Regions from separate parts of the Homo sapiens genome. Here all the other regions are linked to region 3. Evidence: chromatin loops called from intact Hi-C (ENCODE). Cell type or tissue: endothelial cell of umbilical vein. All regions are shown on one strand.

What was found. Hi-C counts contacts between places; a loop is a spot of excess contacts. Peaks named below come from ENCODE experiments on the same cell type or tissue, not always from the same donor. Only the 100,000 strongest peaks of a DNase experiment are listed, where the experiment ranks them.
Region 1: it touches region 3 in a loop (2.3-fold over the local background); 11 of 110 quality-filtered maps call a loop at or near these places.
Region 2: it touches region 3 in a loop (3-fold over the local background); 7 of 110 quality-filtered maps call a loop at or near these places.

Annotation. Positions count from the first base shown.
Region 1 is chr16:2,837,583-2,840,082 of GRCh38, reverse strand. It overlaps LOC124903628 (a long non-coding RNA gene), which reads right to left. Exons shown (of 2, transcript XR_007064946.1): 2 at 507-1,707. It also overlaps the pseudogene PRSS30P. Among named protein-coding and RNA genes, the nearest start is that of ZG16B, 8.5 kb to the right of the region's middle. In endothelial cell of umbilical vein, a CTCF peak has its summit at 1,038; a DNase peak (open chromatin) is centred at 1,002.
Region 2 is chr16:2,918,340-2,920,839 of GRCh38, reverse strand. All of the region lies in intron 2 of FLYWCH1 (FLYWCH-type zinc finger 1), which reads right to left. Among named protein-coding and RNA genes, the nearest start is that of FLYWCH1, 7.7 kb to the right of the region's middle. In endothelial cell of umbilical vein, a CTCF peak has its summit at 977 (motif pointing right); a DNase peak (open chromatin) is centred at 999.
Region 3 is chr16:2,775,970-2,778,469 of GRCh38, reverse strand. ELOB (elongin B) reads left to right here and starts at 1,190. Exons shown (of 4, transcript NM_007108.4): 1 at 1,190-1,233; 2 at 1,343-1,477. The coding sequence starts at 1,231. RefSeq lists enhancers at 1-212, 860-999 and a silencer at 1,070-1,199. In endothelial cell of umbilical vein, no CTCF peak of the experiment used is centred here; DNase peaks (open chromatin) are centred at 889 and 1,109; H3K4me3 peaks cover 2,269 bases; H3K27ac peaks cover 1,184 bases.

The DNA of each region.
Region 1 (2,500 bases), 62 kb before region 3:
TTTCTCCCCATGTCCCACACCTCAGGGTCTCCAGAGGGACCAGAGTCCTTGCCTAGCTCCTTGGCCTCAGCAGCAGATTCTCGAAGGCACTTGGGGCCCAGGTGTCTCCCTCAATGCAGACCTCATGGGGCCCTCCCTCTCTCTCCCCCAGGGTGACTCCGGGGGGCCGCTGGTCTGCCCCATCAATGATACGTGGATCCAGGCCGGCATTGTGAGCTGGGGATTCGGCTGTGCCCGGCCTTTCCGGCCTGGTGTCTACACCCAGGTGCTAAGCTACACAGACTGGATTCAGAGAACCCTGGCTGAATCTCACTCAGGCATGTCTGGGGCCCGCCCAGGTGCCCCAGGATCCCACTCAGGCACCTCCAGATCCCACCCAGTGCTGCTGCTTGAGCTGTTGACCGTATGCTTGCTTGGGTCCCTGTGAACCATGAGCCATGGAGTCCGGGATCCCCTTTCTGGTAGGATTGATGGAATCTAATAATAAAAACTGTAGGTTTTTTATGTGTATTTTATGTCTTTGCTTTTCTAGTAATTCATTTTTATTGTTCTTTACAAAAACATCTGGCTGTGGTAGGTTGGGAGAGCATGGTGCCTGCCCCGGACATTGTCTGCGGGACACCTTCATCGTTAGGGTCACAGCGTCCAGGCTTGCTCAGGACGGTCTTGGGCGATGTCTGTCCCGTGTAGTTAGATAGGATCCCTGTCCCTCTCAAAAAGTGTCCCAAAAGTGGGAGTAAGAGTTATATAGTCACTGTGACTCAGCCAGTGCAAGAGCTGGAGCTCCTTGAAGCCCACAGATTTTCAGTCTCAGGCATCCTTGTGTGGTTGCCATGGCCACCAGGTGTCCAATAATAGGCCTTGTTCTCCCAGCTCCGGCCCACGGAGTGTCCATACCTTCCCCCACCACCCTGCCCGCTGCTGACTGCAGCCAGTGGGGGCCCTGGGGCCTGTCCCAGGCATGAGCAAGGTCCTTGGGCGCTGTCCCAGGCATGAACAGGGGCTTTGAGGCCGTCGCCAGCGTGGTGGGCAGCGCCCTCTGCCTGTGTCTTAGACGCATGGCCAGAGCAGTGCCTGGTAGCGCCAGCTCCACACTTGCAGGGAGGGATCCATTTGGAAGTTCGCATCTGGTGTCAGTTTCCCTGTGAGACACGGTGGTCGGGCTTTCACTCCAGTTTGGCGCCAGGTCTGGGGGAAGGACCGTCTGCTTGGGTGGGGCGCAGTCGGGCCAGCCTTTGTCCCAGCGCCACTCGCCTGCCCTGGAGGTGGCTGTCAGGAGCACCCCAAGGAGGAGAGGGGCTTTGAGGTCGCAGGTGAGTGGGCAGTGGAGCCGTCACCCTGACGCCTCAGCCCTCCCCGGGGGCACCCTCAGCTGGGTGGCCTCTTAGAAAATTTAGGTTGTTTTGCTGCCCTAGAAGACTGGATGCTCTAGAATCATCTCTCCTTTTGCTGTGGGCCCACCTTCATAGGGTCCTGTTGTCCCGTGACGGCCTCGCCTCCTTCCAACTCCTCTGCCTTCATCCCAGGGTGGACGGTGTCCTGGAGGGACTCATCGGATCCGCCAGGAGCTCAGCGTCCTGGGTAGAGGTTTCTGGCCTCTCAGCTTCTCTGTTTTGTCTCACAACTTTCTCTTGCTAATCACTTTCATGCATCAGTTTGCGAATGGATTCTCCAGCTCTTCACTCATAAATAACTCCTTCCAGAAATCTAGTGAGGAGGGAAAGTGAAGGATTAAAACAAAATCCTCACTTCTGGATTTCTGCTTTAATGTTAGAGTTGGCAGCCCTCCGTCACATAGGCCTGAAGCACCAAGGATGTCTCAGAAGCACTCAGCCTCCCTCCTTGCATATCAGCCCCTTCAGTTTCTCTCTCCTTTTTTCTTTTGTGACAGGGTCTTGCTCTATTGCCCAGGCTGGAGTGCAGTGGCTCAATCTCAGCTCATTGCAGCCTCGACCTCCTGGGCTTAAGCGATCCTCCCACCTCAGCCTACCTGGGAGTACATGTGCACACCACCATGCTCGGCTAATTTTTGTATTTTTAGTAGAGACAGGGTTTCACCATGTTGCCCAGGCTGGTCTTGAACTTCTGACCTCAAGTGATCCGCCTGCCCCAGCCTCCCAAAGTGCTGGGATGACAGGCGTGAGCCACCGTGCCCAAGGACCCCCCCCAGTCTCTTCCCCAGATGACCTTGACCAGGGCTGCTGTGCCATCAGCCCTGTGCCAGGATCCACTCCCATCCAGGAGGCCCCTGTCCAGGCTGTGTGCCTGTCTGTGTGTGGATGTGTCTGTGTGTGGGTGTGTATTTATGTGTGTTTGTGTGTGCCTGTGTGTGGATGGGTGTGGGTGTACTTTTATGTGCATGTGTGTGTGTGTGTACATACGTGTTTGTGTATTTGTGTATGTGTCTGCGTCTCTGTATGTGTCTCTGTGGGGTAGGTGTGTGTATGTGTATGTGTCTGTGTGTGTGGGTGTGTGTGTCTGTGGGTATTTGTGTGTCTGT
Region 2 (2,500 bases), 140 kb before region 3:
GCCAGGCGTTGTGGCTCACGCCTGTAATCCTAGCACTTCGGGAGGCCAAGGTGGGCAGATCACCTGAGGTGGGGAGTTTGAGACCAGCCCGACCAACATGGAGAAACCCCGTCTCCACTAAAAATACAAAAATAGCCAGGCATGGTGGCATATGCCTGCAATCCCAGCTACTCGGGAGGCTGAGGCAGGAGCTCACGCTATTGCACTCCAGCCTGGGCAACAAGAGCAAAACTCCATCTCAAAAAAACAAAAACAAACAAACAAACAATGGTCAGAATGACTCAGATTCCAAGGGTCTCTTGGTGGAAAAGTGTTTTTTTTTTTTTTTAAGACAGAGTCTCACGGCCACCCAGGCTGGAGTGCAATGGCGTAATCTTAGCTCACTGCAACCTCCGCCTCCTGGGTCAAGCGATTCTCAGGCCTCAGCCTCCTGAGTAGCTGGGATTATAGGCACCTGAAACCACACATGGCTAAATTTTGTTTTGTATTTTTAGTAGAGATGGAGTTTCACCATTTTGGCCAGGCTGGTCTCGAACTCCTGGCCTCTAGTTACCTACCTGCCTCCTAAAGTGCTGGGATTACAGGTGCTCTACTAAACATCAGAAGCTTCTTGTTCTTGGGTTTGGTTTACTCATCAAAGAAGGGGTGGCATGCATTATATGTTGTGAAATTTTCTAAGTTCTAATATCATATTCTAAAAATATATAGAAACTATTTCAGAATGTTAAGACTATAATACTAAAATGACCCCTAATCCTGCCACTCAAATGCACAACTACTTCCATTGTTGAACTAATGCCTTTAAGGCGCTTGCTTTTCTGTAGCACACACTGCGTTCAATCATGTCTGCTACTGTATCCCCCTCGAGAGCAGGAAGCCCCCACCAGAGGCCACCTGGAGTCTTTCCAAAGGACCATTACATAAGGCAGGACCACCCGTCACGGGGGAAGCGCAAATTTAAATCCTCAGCAGCAATACTCCATATGGCCACAAGATGGTGGTGTTGCTCCTGAAATGTTCCTATTGCCTTGGTAAAATTACACGGGTGGCAATGTTTTCAAACAAGAATTTGGAAATTTTTCCAAGTTGGAAAAAAAATTCAAGAGGATTTCCAAAATGTTATATTTACAAAAAGTAGTACTTCGAGCTGGGCATGGTGGTGCGTATGTGTAGTCCCAGCCACTTGGGAGGTTGTGGCAGGAAAATGGCTTGAGCCCAGGAGTTTGAAGCCAATCTGGGCAACATCACATGACCCCATCTCAAGAAACAAAAAATAGGCCAGACGCGGTGGCTCACGCCTGTAATCCCAGCACTTCGGCAGGCCAAGGCAGGCGGATCACGAGGTCAAGAGATCGAAACCATCCTGGCAAACATGGTGAAACCCCGTCTCTACTAAAAATACAAAAATTAGCTGGGTGTGGTGGCGCATGCCTGTAATCCCAACTACTCGGGAGGCTGAGGCAGGAGAATCGCTTGAACCCAGGGGGCAGAGGTTGCAGTGAGCCGAGACCATACCACTGTACTCCAGCCTGGGAGACAAAGCAAGACTCCGTCTCAAAAAAAAAAAAAGAAACAAAAAATTAAAACAAATGAATAAATATACACGCATATATCAGAGAGCAGCTGGGTGTGGTGGCTCACGCCTGTAATCCCAGCACTTTGGGAGGCTGAGGTGGGTGGATCACAACGTCAGGAGATCGAGACCACCTTGGATAACATCTACTAAAACACAAAAGATTAATCAGGAGTGGTGGTGAGCACCTGTAATCCCAGCTACTTGGGAGGTGGAGGCAGAAGAATTGCTTTGGAGGTTGCAGTGAGCCGAGATCATGCCACTGCACTCCAGCCTGGGCAAAAGAGGGAGACTCTGCCTCAAAAAAGAAAAAAAAAGAAAGCAAAATCCAATTAACAAATTCAGTAAAGACTATCTTTCTAAACAAGTTTTTGTTTCCAAAAAAGACCAAAATATTACTTGGACAAGACACTACGTTCTAGCCCTCAATCCACTGGTCTTTCCTACTATTTCCTTTCTATTCTGGTCATATTTGTTATTCATTGGCGAATTTTATTTTACATGTTTATAACTTAAAAACATTTAAGGCCAGGCACGGTGGTTCACGCCTCTAATCCCAGCACTTTGGGAGGCCGAGGCAGGCGGATCACCTGAGGTCGGGAGTTTGAGACCAGCCTGACTAAAATGGAGAAACCCCGTCTCTACTGAAAATACAAAAATTAGATGGTCATGTTGGTGCATGCCTGTAATCCCAGCTATTCAGGAGGCTGAGGCAGAAGAGTCACTCGAAACCGGGAGGTGGAGGTTGCAGTGAGCCAAGATCCTGCCATTGCACTCCAGCCTGGGCAACAAGAGCAAAACTCCCTCTCAAAAAAAAAAAAGCCTGGCGCGGTGGCTCACGCCTGTAATCCCAGCACTTTAGAAGGCCAAGGCAGGCGGATCACGAGGTCAGGAGATCGAGACCATCCTGGCTAACACGGTGAAACC
Region 3 (2,500 bases):
GAGCGGGGGTAGGGGCTGCAGTGAACCGCAGTGAAGGAAGTCACACGAGGGAAGGGACTTTGGAGGACTCCCCAGGGAGGAGCCACATTCCACAAGTCAAAAGTAGCAATAACTAGAATTACAGCTTAGAAAACACAAATGCAGCGCTAAGACTTGCCGAGGTTCTACGCAGTTCAAAAACTGTTCCTCTCCCATCTACAACAGGAGGAAACTGGGCTTTGATGAGGTTAACGGCCCATGGCCACAGTCAGCAGCGGAGCCCAGGGCTGCTCCTTCGCCTCTCTAGATGCCGAGGCAAAAATCGCACCTCCACCTTCCACCCCTCTCTCAACAGCCCTCAAAGCGCAGCTCGGAGGACTGCAGGGCGGTTTGGCGTCCAGGGCCACCCTCTGGCTCATCTCTCCAACGCCGCCTCCGACACCCGCCCAGCACGACCCAGCCTGGGGTGTCTCTGCAAGGGAGAGGTCAAGTGGGGGGCCCTCACTCTCATGTAAATGTAACTTGGGGCGATGCAGGATAGTGTCCAGCATTCAGGAAACAGGGCCTTGGTGGAAAGAGCGGCCAGCCAGGAGAATCAAGTCTCTAGGCCTTTTCAGAGCCGAAATGCAGCCAAGCAGGAAGGCGGACAGGCGCCCAGGGCTCCTGGGGCAAGGAGCTGCCCCTTCCCTCCTCCTGCGAAGAGCGGTCGCCAACCGCTCCCGTGCCTCCTCTTCTAGCCCAAGGAGTTCGCCCGGGCCATCCCTAAGCCCAACAGCAGCCCCCAGGGCTCTTCACAGGTCATAAGCCCCTCTGAGCGGCGACAGTCCTCGCATCCAGCCCGGGTCAGGGAGCGGGGGTGACTGTCCCCAGCACGGCGGCCAGAAGACCCCAAATGCGGAGCCTGCCCAAGATGGCGGCCACGACTACGCCGCGACAAGACGGCCCCGAGCTCGGTGTGCCCGAGCTTGGAGCCCGCCGGACCGCACCAACACGGGGACCTCCCCTCTGCCAGTCCCAAGACGGCGCCACCGCCTCCAAAGGCCATGCCCGCCGTCGGGATGGCGGCCGCACGCCCCTCGATACCGCCCGCTTCCAGATCACTTAAAATGGCGGCGGCTGCGGGGCGGCACGGGGCGGGGCTGCGCCGGGGGAAGGGACGCGGCGCGGGGCATGCTGGGCCACGCGCGGGCTGCCGGGAACGGGGCGGAGCGCGGCTGCGCCGGCGCGTCGAGGGGAGAGGCAGCAGCCGCGATGGTGAGCGGGCGTGGGGGAGGGGCGGCCGGGCCGGGCCGGGGGCGGCGGGGGGCGGCTGGGCCGCGCGGGGGGCCCGGGCTTCGTGCTCACGCCGGCCCGCCGCCCCCAGGACGTGTTCCTCATGATCCGGCGCCACAAGACCACCATCTTCACGGACGCCAAGGAGTCCAGCACGGTGTTCGAACTGAAGCGCATCGTCGAGGGCATCCTCAAGCGGCCTCCTGACGAGCAGCGGCTGTACAAGGTGGGTCCCGCGGGCGGGCCGAGGGGAGCGGGTACCCGGCGCCGGGCACGGGGCTGACGCCTACGCTGTCCGCGATGTAAACAGTAGCGGCCGGCGACGCCTGCGGGCGCCCGAGCCGCGGGACTGGGACATCCGTTGTGCGGGTGAAGCGCGAGCTGCGCTCGCCGCGGGGATCTCCGGTCCGGGGGCGATGTTTAGACCTCGTGCCGGGCCCCGGGCGCCGAGGGCACCGTGGCATGCAACCCCTGCAACGGTATCGCCCGCGCCGTGCAGTTGACGAAATTGAGGTTCGGCTTGGTCGCTTAACCAGCCAAAGGTCATTGGCAGCGCCAGGGTTCGAACCACGACCCCTTAATCCCCACCCTTCTTCGCAGGCCCATCGGAATCACGCTGTCCCCCCGGACACTCCTTCGGGTGGAGGGTGGGGAACTCAGTGAATGCAAAGAAAGTCAGGTCCCACTCGTTCTTCACCAAGCAACCGTTTGTTATTACCTCCCGACCTCCTGCTGATGTCCTAGAAGCCCCCCTTTCCCCTTGCAAACGAACTGAGATTATTCAGTCAGAATGGCTTGGGGTTTGGGGTCTGCATTGGGGAGTCAGATGCATCAGCCTCTGATTTACGTCTCCCAACATTGTGAGGTTGTCGCCCAAGTGCATTGTTCAGATTCTAGAGCTGGAAACTGGGAAACTGACTTTTAGCTCCAGGCTCAGAGCCTCAGCTCCCATGGTCTCTAAAGGCCTTTCCTCACTCATAACTACTGGGACTTAGCAAATATTAAATGACCGTGCCTGTGCATGTCCCGTGTGCCACATGTCTACTTAGTGCTTTATGTTTCTTCCTAGCTCATTGAAACCCTCTGGTGGCCCTACGAATTGAGAATTCTGGTAATTCCTAGTTTACAGATGAGGAAACTTTGCATCAAAAGGCTCAACTACCAGCCAGCCGTGGTGGCATGGTCCTGTAGTCCCAGCTACTCTGAAGGCTGAGGCAGGAGAATTGCTTGAGCCCAGGAGTTCCAAGCT